Regions from separate parts of the Mus musculus genome. Here regions 2 and 3 are each linked to region 1. Evidence: chromatin loops called from intact Hi-C (ENCODE). Cell type or tissue: heart. All regions are shown on one strand. Each heading gives the region's core, and the rest is flanking DNA. Links, peaks and the distances in the headings are about the cores only.

Region 1 (3,688 bases), core at 477-2,976:
CCCACCAGCTTTCACTAACCACCAGGAGACTTGCACATTTGTACAGGAAAGGGAGTAAGAGCATTAAGCGCCATGAGCGTGAATGTACCGCCAGAGTGAGACACAGCCTCATCATGCCTGGGGGCCTGTGCAGTGGTACCCTTTCTGTACAGTCCTCAGAAGCAGTAAATGACCTCAAGCTAGTCCCTCTGCATGTGTCCACAGCTGGCAAGGACATGAAAGAAAACAACTACCAAGAATTGCCAGATCGGCTCAGAGGTTTAGAGCACTGATTGCTCTTCCAGAGGTCCTGAGTTCAATTCCCAGTAACCACATGGCGGCTCACAGCCATTTGTACTGGGCTCTGATGTCCTCTTCTGATGTGTCTGAAGACAGCTACAGTGTACTCACATATATAAAATAAATAAAATTTAAAAAACAAAAAAAGCTAGGCAGTGGTGGTGCACGCCTTTAATCTTAGCACTTGGGAGGCAAAGGCAGGTGGATTTCTGAGTTTGAGGCCAGTCTGGTCTACAGAGTGAGTTCCAGGACAGCCAGGGCTACACAGAGAAACCCTATCTCGAAGAAAGGAAAGGAAAAAAAGAGAGAACAAAAAAAAAAAAAAAAAAAAAAAAAACCCTGTCAGATCTACCCTTGACTGGCAGGGCGACTGCAGTCATTGGAATGAAGAATGTTTTCCATGGGCTCGTGTGTTTGAACCTGTGGTTTCCCAGTTGGTGGCAGGGTTTGAGGAGGCTATGGAACATTGATGGAGCCTGGCTGACAGAAGTGCATCACTGCAGGCCGGCTTCTCCTTCTCTCTGCTTCTTGTGTGTGGATGAAAAGGCTCAGTTAGTGCCATGTGAGGAGAGAAAAAGAAAAGTGAAGATGCTAGCTCTCTAGCCCCCACCCCTTGGTCACCTGTCTACCAAGGTTGACCTAATCCTGATTTGCTTAGTTATGTGTCTTGGGGGGTGGGGGGAGGAAGGGGGTTCCTGGATGCAGGTACCTGTGGAGGACAGAGGAGTCAGATCCTCCTGGAGCTGGAGATGCAAGCGGTCCTGAGGGTGCTGAGAACTGAAGTCCAGTCCTCTGCAAGATCATTACAAGCTCTTAACCACTGAGCCGCCTTTCCGGTCCCAGCTCTGACTTCTACCAGAGTGCTGGGTTTCAGTTCACCTGCCCTGGTGCTTTATGTAAATTAAGTCAAGTTTCAGAATGCTGAACATCAAAGCAATGGTGACACTAGCTGTATTAAGTGGAGTCCTCCAGAGTAGCAGAAGTAGGAAGATAGAAAATAGATGATAGTTGATATTTTATATATCCCTTACATTCTAATATTTTATATATCACATGTATCTATAAAAACACCCCTAAATTCAGGCCTGTATCCGTCTGTCTGCCTGGCTTAGCTCCTACTGGGTTCCCATGTACCTCCCCCTCCCCCAGGTATTTCTCTGAGAGCTGCACACACATGCCACCCAGAGTCTACTTCCTCCAGTGGTTGTTGGAGTTGGCTAAAGGGAACATAGTCCCTTGTTTGAGGGAGAGCTTTGCTGCCCCCTGCTGACTAGTCTCAGGGGGAGCTAGACTCGTTTCCCCTTGCAAAGGTGAGGAGGAAGAGAGTGGAGCAAGAGAAGGGATTCCACTGGATACCAATGGGACCGCAGGGCTTGGGTTGTATGAGCCTGGAAGGTAAACTCAGGATCTTTGCCTTTCACTTTCTCTGGCACAAGGGGATGTCACAGCATTCCCTCCTTGGAAGAGCACACATGCACAGTGCTTCCATCCCTATGCAGAAACTGAGGCTGGGGGGAGCTGACCCTGACCCTGCACAGATGGGGAGCTGACCCCAATCTCTTCACAAGAAAGGGGACTGACCCTGATCCCTCCCTGGGAGGAAAGAGAGGGGCTGGTCCTGATCTCTGTACAAGAGGGAAGCAGATTCTGGCCTCTGCACAGGATGTCTGACTCCTGATCCCTGCACAGAAGAGAGCAGAGGAACTGACTAACCCCTGTGCAGGAGGACAGCCGACCCTGACCCCTGCGCAGGAGGGGAGCTGACCCTGACTCCTGTGCAGGAGGACAGCCGACCCTGTCTCCGTACAGGAGGGAAGGGAAAGATCACTGAACAAACGGGCAGCTAAGCCCTGCCCAGGAAAGAGGGGAGAAGACACGTGTGCACTGGTGCCCCACGCCCCTGCTCTGCATCCCAAGGTTCTGCTTCGAAGTGTAAAACCAGCTCCTTCTCCTTCCACTGTATCAGATCAGGAAACAACAGTAAAGGCCCTTCAAGTCCTGGCCAGATAGGACTGCTCTGGGCTCACAGAGATGGGTTTACTGATGGCCCCTAGCACCTGGAGTGGGGGAAGAGGAGAAGCCTGCTGCTTCAGTAAGACCTGAAGCAGATGGCCTGACACGAAGGCCCTAAGGCCCCCTGACCTTTCTCCCCAGCTGTCCTTACAGAGCAGAGCAGAAGGACACAAGTGAACACTGGGTCACTCTGCCTTCAGAATTCCAAATGATCATGAAAAAACACTGAGGAAGCTGGTTCACAGTGCAGGAAGCCACCAGCTCCAAGATGCAGGTCTGCCAAGTCCAAACAAGGTAACCCAACTAACACATACCTGCTGCCTACCAAACCATGAGCACTGGGCCAGAACTTGAAGGTGGAATGCTGGCCTCACCTGTATCCAGTACCACAAAGCAAAACTAACCAAAAAAGCTCTGAGTGGCTGAGAAAAAAGTAAAGGACAGAAACAAGATAGAACAGGGAGCTACGTGGGGGTGGGGCGAGGGGTACCTGAGCTGTTCAGATCAGTCATCTATCTCTAGTGGCCCTCAGGAGAAAGGCCAGAGCTGCTGTTGTACATCTTCTGCTCTGGGTCAATGTGTATCCCCTAGGCAGTGTAGAGAGACACCAGGCCCTGGAGACAGACCCATGGGGAGGTAGGTCCACGACGACGACCCCAGAATGCAAGGACCCTGCGAGGGTTCTCTGTAGGTTCTGAAGTGTGCAATTGATGCCAAACCCCCATCCCACCCTCTTACTCCCAGCGATCCTGGTGCTTCATCCTGGTCTTGGGCTATTTCTGGCCCTTTTGAGTAGTTCTAATGGGGTACTCAAAGCCCAGAGCTGTGGGCTTTGTGTGGGACAGAGGGACAGAAGATGAAGACCAGTGGAAAAGGGACAGTGAGGTTGGTGAGAGGATTCAGGACAGTGGGCCTGGGGGACCTCGGAGGAAGGATGCAGTGGTCTACCTACCCTGTCTATGGTGCCAATGGTAAGTAGGAACAAGGTTATCTGTGAGGAAAGAGGCTCACAGGAGGACACCATCCTACCCTGGAGGTTATGTAAGAGAAGGCCTCAAGATTGTAGCCAGGTTGTCCAAAGGCCCTCTCCATTCAAGTGAACAAGGTCCCCAGACCACACTTAGAAACAGAGCAGAGTCCAGGCCCTGGATGGCCTAGGCTGCTCCTGGGGGGGCAGGATTCCCACTCAGGCTCTGTAAAGGTAACTTTTAAACCTTTATTCTCTCATTCATTACATCTTGACCACAGTTTCCCCTCCCTCCACTTCTCCCAGTCCCTCCCCCACCACCTCTTTCCCTCTGATCAAGTCTTCCTTTGTTTCCCTTCCAAAAAAGGAAAGAGAGAGAAGGAGAGAGAGGGGGGGAGGAGGGAGGAGGGGGAGGGGGAAGGGGGGAGG
Region 2 (3,688 bases), core at 428-2,927, 70 kb before region 1:
TCACTTCTGGCTGCTGACTCCAGAGTGGCTTCCTCTCAGTTATGCCGGGAGGTATGGTCAGCATCCCTACAGCATGTAGCCATCATCCCCAAGAGCCTAGGTCACTCAGTAGCGAGCCCTGCAGATGCCCTTGCAGGCTTCCCTTGCAGGGCTCCCAGGGCATCCCTTTGCCTAGGCAGGCATCACTTGGAAACGTGAGGCTGTGTGCAGTCAGGGCTTGGGCTAGACTACCTGTTGTCCCCTCAGCTTCTCATATGACAGCATCTCTGACTCAGGCAGGTCCACAATGCTGCCTGCAAGGGGAGAAGCCATCTCTCCAACAGTACCCGACCAGTGCCCACTTGCCCTTCCCCTCATCGTCCTCAGGCTCCCACATCCTCAGAACTAAACCAGCCTCTTCGGGGGGCACTCTCACCAAAGAAGCATCCCATCTGAAGGAGTACCCACATTCCTAAAGAGCACTCTGTCTTAGGGACCATCCACACACTGGGGACTACCTCAGTCCCTAGGGAGCATGGTCCACAAAGCTTTTTCCTAATAACTCCTCCATATCCAAAGGTGATACATGCTGTCACCTCCTCCTTTGCTTCTAGGCTGGGTTGGGGGTAGGGATGGGGGGTGGGGAAGTTCCAGGGCTTTGATGGCACTCAGTGTGGGGGTGAATATCCAGACACAAACACCATAAGGCCAGACCTCCTCTTCCTCCAATATACTGATGTTGGAGTCATCTGGGGGCTTCTATACAAACCAACTGAAGTTGTTTTGATCAGTGGCCCTTGTTGGGGCCTCTGGGTAAGAAGGACTTGTTAAAAAACCTTGGCGGTTCTTCCTCATAGTTCACATTCTCAGGTGACAGCACATGGCACTTTGCAAGCCCTGAGTTAGAAAGTGCCCAGGACAGGCATCAAGAAGTGTGTCCTGCACGGGCACAGTACTCAAGACAGGCCCATGGTCTGAAATGTTTGTCGTCTGCCTAATCCTAGTTGGACACCCCTGCCCTGAGGGTAGGTCCTGTGGGTCCTCTAGGGCTGCAGTGCCCACAAGGAGGTTGCACTATCCTCAAGGACTGCAGGGAGAAGCAGCCACCAGAGCAGGGACAAGTCCAGATGCCACAGGTCATGGCTCCAAGGTCCTCAGAATGACTTTCTGATGAGGCCTTCTGCCAGTGGATTGCCAACTCCCCTCCCTTTCCGGTCTATCTGACCTGTGTAATGAGGTCCTGGCCAGCCTTGGTGGAGAGAATGGTACTCCTTTAGTTCTAGCAGGGAAACGCTAGGTCTGGAAAGTCCAATTTATTCTCTTGGCCACATCCTCCCTGCAGACCTGGGGCTGCCTGGAGGCAGAGACCAGTGCCTCAACTCAACTCAGGCCACACGTGACAGAACCTCTGTGAAACTGACACGAGATCTCCCCAACATTTGATTTGCTCGCCCTCTCTTAAACCTACTCCCACAAAATCACGCTGCATGGGGCAGGTCAGTTTTGAGTTTGTCAAAAGCGCAGGTCTGGAGCGTCCCCTCCAGCTGTGAAAAGCGGGATCACACAGCATTAAGATTCAACTTCAACAATTGCCAACATGGGTATAGAGCTTGGGAGCTTGATCTGGGCCTCGACTGACACCGTGGTTATGATTCACGATCCCGCAGCGCTGAGAGGTACTCAGAGGAGGGAACTGAGGCTGACTGAGGAGGTGGCTCTGCAGGGGAGCAGGGACCCTAAGCTCCAAAGGAATGATGCGCACCAGCAGTGTCTCTGCCATGCTGCTACAAGCGCACTCTCCAATCAGGCCGCGGACCCCGAGCCAGCCCCTTACGAGCCGGTGTGCGCGCCCGCGCGCGCTCCGTCGCCTGTAACCGAGTGAGGTGGAGACTACGATCTTAGAAAGAGCAGGCTTCTAGAACTCACCGCTCAGGCCAGCCCGCGCTCAGCCGGGCCCCGCAGGCTGCAGTTGGCCCTGGAGGGGGCGCCCTCGCCGAGTGCGCGCCCTGCGCCGCCGCCTAGGGCTCCTCCCCGGCGCCGCCGGCAGGTTCGCCCAGGCGGCCGCGGGCTCCGGCTCCCGGCCCGCTCCCCCCGGGCCCGCGGCTCGGGCCTGCGGGGCGCCCCGCCCCGCCCCGCTGCGCCCTCCCCGCTGCGCTACTGGACTCAAGTTGGAAGCCGAGCCCGGGCGACAGCACTTGCGCCAAGCGCTCCGCGGCGGCGGAGACGCTGCACCGGCGAGCGGGGAGGGCGAGGCGGCGCCCGCACGGCCGAACGCGGACCTTGGGGGGCGCCCGCACTCGGGAGCAGCAGGAGGACCGCGGGTGTCGGCGCCCAGCCCCGCAAAGTAAAGTTGCAGGGACCCGGAAGAACGGCAACCTGCGCCCCGGCTCGCTTAGCCCCAGCCAGCCCGTTGGGAAGCAGAGTGTCCGGGCCGCCGCCTGCAGCCTGCAGCCCAGTCGGGCACCCGGACCGTGGAGCCGCTTGCGTGCACCAGCTTGGACACCGCATCTCCGTGGGCTGGCGGCCGGGACGCTCCCACTGAACCCAGGCCGAGGGCGGGGCCGCTCGAGGACCCGGGACCTACCCCCATTCCCCCCCACCGCCGCGTCGCCGCGCTCTCTGGGCACCTCCAGCTCTGCACTTACGCGCGCGGCAGCTGCGGGGAGCCCGGCAGCCACGCTCTCCGGCGCGCCGCCCGCCCGCCGGGCCACCACGGCCGAGAGCCGGCTGCGGGGCTTCGTGGCCCCCAGCCGGCGCGCCGGAGGAGCAGGCGGCGATGCGGACGCCGACCCTGGCTGTGGGGCGCCCGAGCTGCCGAGGCTGCGCCCGGGCTCCTGGCAGGACCGCGTAGCTCTCGGGAGGACCATGGCGTCCCCAGCGCTGGCCGCGGCGCTGGCGGCGGCGGCGGCTGAGGGCCCCAACGGGAGCGACGCGGGCGAATGGGGTAGCGGCGGGGGTGCCAACGCCTCGGGGACCGACTGGGTGCCACCGCCGGGCCAGTACTCCGCAGGTGCTGTGGCGGGGTTGGCAGCTGTGGTGGGTTTCCTCATCGTTTTCACCGTGGTAGGCAATGTGCTCGTGGTGATCGCTGTGTTGACCAGCCGAGCACTGCGCGCCCCGCAGAACCTCTTCCTGGTGTCTCTGGCCTCAGCTGACATCCTGGTGGCCACACTGGTCATGCCCTTTTCTCTGGCCAATGAGCTCATGGCCTACTGGTACTTCGGGCAAGTGTGGTGTGGTGTATACCTGGCACTGGACGTGCTCTTCTGCACCTCGTCCATCGTGCACCTGTGTGCCATTAGTCTGGACCGCTACTGGTCGGTGACGCAAGCGGTAGAGTACAACCTGAAGCGCACGCCGCGCCGTGTCAAGGCCACCATCGTGGCCGTGTGGCTCATCTCCGCTGTCATCTCCTTCCCGCCTCTCGTCTCGTTCTACCGCCGGCCCGACGGCGCCGCCTATCCGCAGTGCGGCCTCAACGATGAGACCTGGTACATCTTGTCCTCCTGCATAGGCTCCTTCTTCGCGCCCTGCCTCATCATGGGCCTGGTCTATGCGCGCATCTACCGCGTGGCCAAGCTGCGCACGCGTACGCTCAGCGAGAAACGCGGCCCCGCCGGCCCCGACGGCGCGTCCCCGACCACAGAGAATGGGCTGGGCAAGGCAGCGGGGGAGAACGGGCATTGCGCGCCCCCGCGCACTGAAGTGG
Region 3 (3,688 bases), core at 428-2,927, 220 kb before region 1:
CTTCTGGTACTGCAGCTGCCATTATCCTTAGCTGAAGCGATCACAAGCCGAGCCTCCATCCAGGGTGGAAGAGAAGACTCGGCTTCTTCACTCTCCTTGGTGGTGGGGTTGGGACCCAGACTTCACACATGCTACACCCAGGCTTTTCTGAAACAAGCCCTCAACAAGGACCTCAGGCCTGGAGCACGTGATCCTCCTGCCTCACACTCCCGGCATGACCAGTGTGCATCACACTCAGCCAAGGTGCAGCTGTCACTGAGTGAGGGGGCTTTCTGGCCTCTTTGCTACTCTATCTGCACGCCAGGTTGGTCCCAGGCTCCAGGCTGAGCAGTGCTCTAATTGGATTCTAACTCTCTCCCAGAGGCCGTGTGTCAAAGTCGTAGCCCCCAGAGTAGTGCTGTGAGGGGGATCTGCAGGAAGTTAGTTCACTGGGTGTCCCATGGAGAGGGTACTGGGACCCAGACCCCTTTCCTGGTTTTGACGGGTTATCTTGGAGCAGCCTCTGAGTCATTCTGTCCCCAGGGTCTACTAGACTGTGAGGGATCTGATCTAATCAGTGAAATAATTCCTTTATGGGTTTATGCTATGTGTTATTGGGAGGTGGTGGGAGGGAGGAGGTGGGACTTGCCTGGAGGACAGAAGACTGTGGTGGATATAATTTCTCCAGCCTTTGCACACTCCTGTGGCCATGACACTGCCACGCCACAGACTCAGAAACACGGAGCCGCGTAACTGTGACTGTGGGTTGAACCCTCTGAAACCGTGAGCAGAGCAAATGTCCCTTCCTTAAGCTGTTCCTGTCAGTGCATGTGGAGGTCAGAGGACAGCCTATGCTTTCCACCTTGTTTGAGACGGGGTCTCTGAGCTCAGGACCTCTCCTGTTTGCCTCTCAACTCCTTGCAGGAATTCTGGGATTCCTTGTATACACACTTGTGCTACTGGGCCCAGTTTTATGTAGATTCTGGGTATTCAAACTCAGGGCCTCATGGTTGTGTGGCAAGTGTGTTACTCACTGTACCACCTTCTTTATAAAGATAGGAAGCTGACCAACACAGGGCCCATTTTGGAGGGAAGATAGTCTATCCCTAGGGACTCACCTTGTGGACCTCCACCTGCAGAAAGCATATGTGGCTAAGGGCCACAAAAGCTAATCATGGCAGGGCCATCAAAGTGGCCTTTCCCTGGGGTGCTCAGGCTCCATCTGCTGGTGACTTGACTCCAGATACCCAGCAGCCTTGCTGAGCCTTCCTTGGACCTAAGACGTTCCCCACCCTAGAAGGCAGAGGTGACAGGCACTGTCAGAGCTTGCTGGATAGGCTGCCTGCACCTGAGAGCTGAGGACCCCAGATGCTGGGAGGAAGGCCTCTTAGAGAGCAGTGGTAGGGGATGCTGAGCAGGCATAGAGATGGCTCTGGCTAAGGATATCAAGAGGAGCTGGCACCACTGTTTCTGTGGGGACAATAAGCCTTGCTTTCTTACAGGACAAACCAAAGGCCTGACAAGGTGGTCCGAGACCCCCTCCAGGACTGAAGCCTGCCCCTGGTGAGAGGAAATGTGGTTGGATTCAGCCATGAGAGTTGCAGGGCTGGTCTGGGCAACGACCCCTTCCTTCTTTTTTCCTTGTTCATTCACTCACTACTTAGAGCCCTCCCTCAGCCCCATCACTTCCTCCCTCTTTTCCCTGCCTGGCTTCAGCCTCTGCTGGCCTAGGCAAGCTTGGCTAGACACAATCCTGGCAGCGGCGGGTGGGTTCCGACTTCTGTCTCAGTGCTGCCCTCTTCTGGCAGAGGCCTGTGGTGTCCCGTTTGAGACCGGCTCTCTTTTTCCTCAGCAGGCCCATCTGAAGGCTATCTGCTTGGCAGACAGTGAGGTAGGCCTTTCAGGGTTACAGTCTCTTATCTGGATGCTGAAAGCAGGGTCCAGGAGGGAGGCTCAGATCTGACTCACTCTCATTTCCATGACAGATGCCTGATTTAGACCGGGATAGCTGAGAAGGTGTCAAAGTGAGCAATTGGGCTAGCTGGGATCATGTCCCTGCTTTCTGATCCTTTAAACAAAACCACAGCATGGTCATTTTCTGGAGAAATCTCTGGGTGAGACTGAGGGGGTTGGGAGCATATGTCCCATTGGGCAGCCTCCCTAGTGTCACCATAGATTCTCCTGTGCCCCTGTCACCTTTGGACACCTTCAGATTTCTGTTTGACCTCAGTCCGGGAGACAGCTGTGACTGCACTTCCTTCTGGTGGCTTCATTCTGGCCATGCAGATGGCACTGTTGCCTTCCATGTTGTCCCCACTGCAGTGAGCCTGCACCAGGTGCCACTGTTTGGCCTGGTCACAATATATCACTGAGCAAAGTCATCGCAGGGTCCTGGAGGCAGGAACAGAAGCAGGAGCCATGGAGAGGTGTGGCTTACTGACTGGATACTTGTAGCTTGCCCAGCCTGCTTCTTTATAGCACCAAGGACCACTGTCCCAGGGTAGTACCACTCGTTATGATCTGGGCCCTCACATCAATCACCAATCAAGAAAATGTACCAACCATCTAGAGACTGCCGCACCCGGGGATCCATCCCATAAGCAGCCTCCAAACGCAGACACTATCGCATACGCCAGCAAGATTTTGCTGAAAGGACCCTGATATAGCTGTCTCTTGTGAGGCTATGCCGGGGCCTAGCAAACACAGAGTGGAGGCTTACAGTCAGCTATTGGATGGAACACAGGGCCCCCAATGGAGAAGCTAGAAAAAGTACCCAAGGAGCTAAAGGGATCTGCAACCCTATAGGTGGAACAACAATATGAACTAACCAGTACCCTGGAGCTCGTGTCTCTAGCTGCATATGTATCAGAAGATGGCCTAGTCGACCATCAGTGGAAAGAGAAGCCCATTGGTCGTGCAAACTTTATATGCCTCAGTACAGGGGAACGCCAGGGCCAAGAAATGGGAGTGAGTGGGTAGGGGGGTGGGAGGGGAGGGTATGGAGGACTTTCGGGATAGCATTTGAAATGTAAATGAAGAACATACCTAAAAAAAATTGGAAAAAAAAAAGAAATGTCATTAGCAATAACCTAAAATCGAGGACAGACAACATTCATTGTAACTCCTGAGAAAGGTGAATGAGTTCAGGAAAAATAGAAAATGTACCAAAGTCCTGACCACAGGGCAATCTGATCCGGGCATCTTCTCAGTTGAGGCTCCCTCTTCCCAAGTGACTCTAGCGCACAGGACAATTCACATTCAACTTGCCTCACATCCGAGAGGGACATCCTTCTGTCCCCTTACTAAGGTGTGCTCATGAGAATAGATGGTGAGAGAAGCTGGGTTAGAGGACATGGTTCTGAGGGGAGGCCCCTCCCCACACCAGCCCTTCCCTCACTGGCCTGGGAGTGGTAGATGTGAGCCCTTGTGGAGGAGACCTTATTTGCTGTGTGTTGGGATGGAACAGGCATCAGATCTCAACATGGGGCTGGATAGGCTCCAGCTTCCTGACTCCAAACCTTCCGTCAGGAAAAACAGATGAGTGCGGACACCTGTGGCCTATGAGGACCCTTAGGGCAGATGAAGAAGCTGGCAAGGAGCCTCAGGCTGTCTCTCGCTCACTGCTAGGCAGCTACTGTTAGCACACCCTGGGCTGCCATGTGAGCCCGACCATTAGACCCTAGGCAGGCACCTCTCATGCCATCCTTGA

What was found. Hi-C counts contacts between places; a loop is a spot of excess contacts. Peaks named below come from ENCODE experiments on the same cell type or tissue, not always from the same donor. Only the 100,000 strongest peaks of a DNase experiment are listed, where the experiment ranks them.
Region 2: a loop joins it to region 1, with 5 times the contacts of the local background. A loop is called at or near these places in 10 of 42 quality-filtered maps.
Region 3: a loop joins it to region 1, with 3 times the contacts of the local background. A loop is called at or near these places in 6 of 42 quality-filtered maps.

Annotation. Positions count from the first base shown.
Region 1 is chr5:35,347,462-35,351,149 of GRCm38, forward strand. No RefSeq gene overlaps it. Among named protein-coding and RNA genes, the nearest start is that of 4930478P22Rik, 12 kb to the right of the region's middle. In heart, for the core only: a CTCF peak has its summit at 1,543 (motif pointing left); a DNase peak (open chromatin) is centred at 1,510; H3K27me3 peaks cover 1,168 bases.
Region 2 is chr5:35,277,042-35,280,729 of GRCm38, forward strand. Adra2c (adrenergic receptor, alpha 2c) reads left to right here and starts at 1,525. Exons shown (of 1, transcript NM_007418.3): 1 at 1,525-3,688. The coding sequence starts at 2,845. In heart, for the core only: a CTCF peak has its summit at 1,928 (motif pointing right); no DNase peak of the experiment used is centred there; H3K4me3 peaks cover 1,443 bases; H3K27ac peaks cover 791 bases; H3K27me3 peaks cover 2,500 bases.
Region 3 is chr5:35,130,179-35,133,866 of GRCm38, forward strand. No RefSeq gene overlaps it. Among named protein-coding and RNA genes, the nearest start is that of Lrpap1, 26 kb to the left of the region's middle. In heart, for the core only: a CTCF peak has its summit at 1,777 (motif pointing left); a DNase peak (open chromatin) is centred at 1,783; H3K27ac peaks cover 275 bases.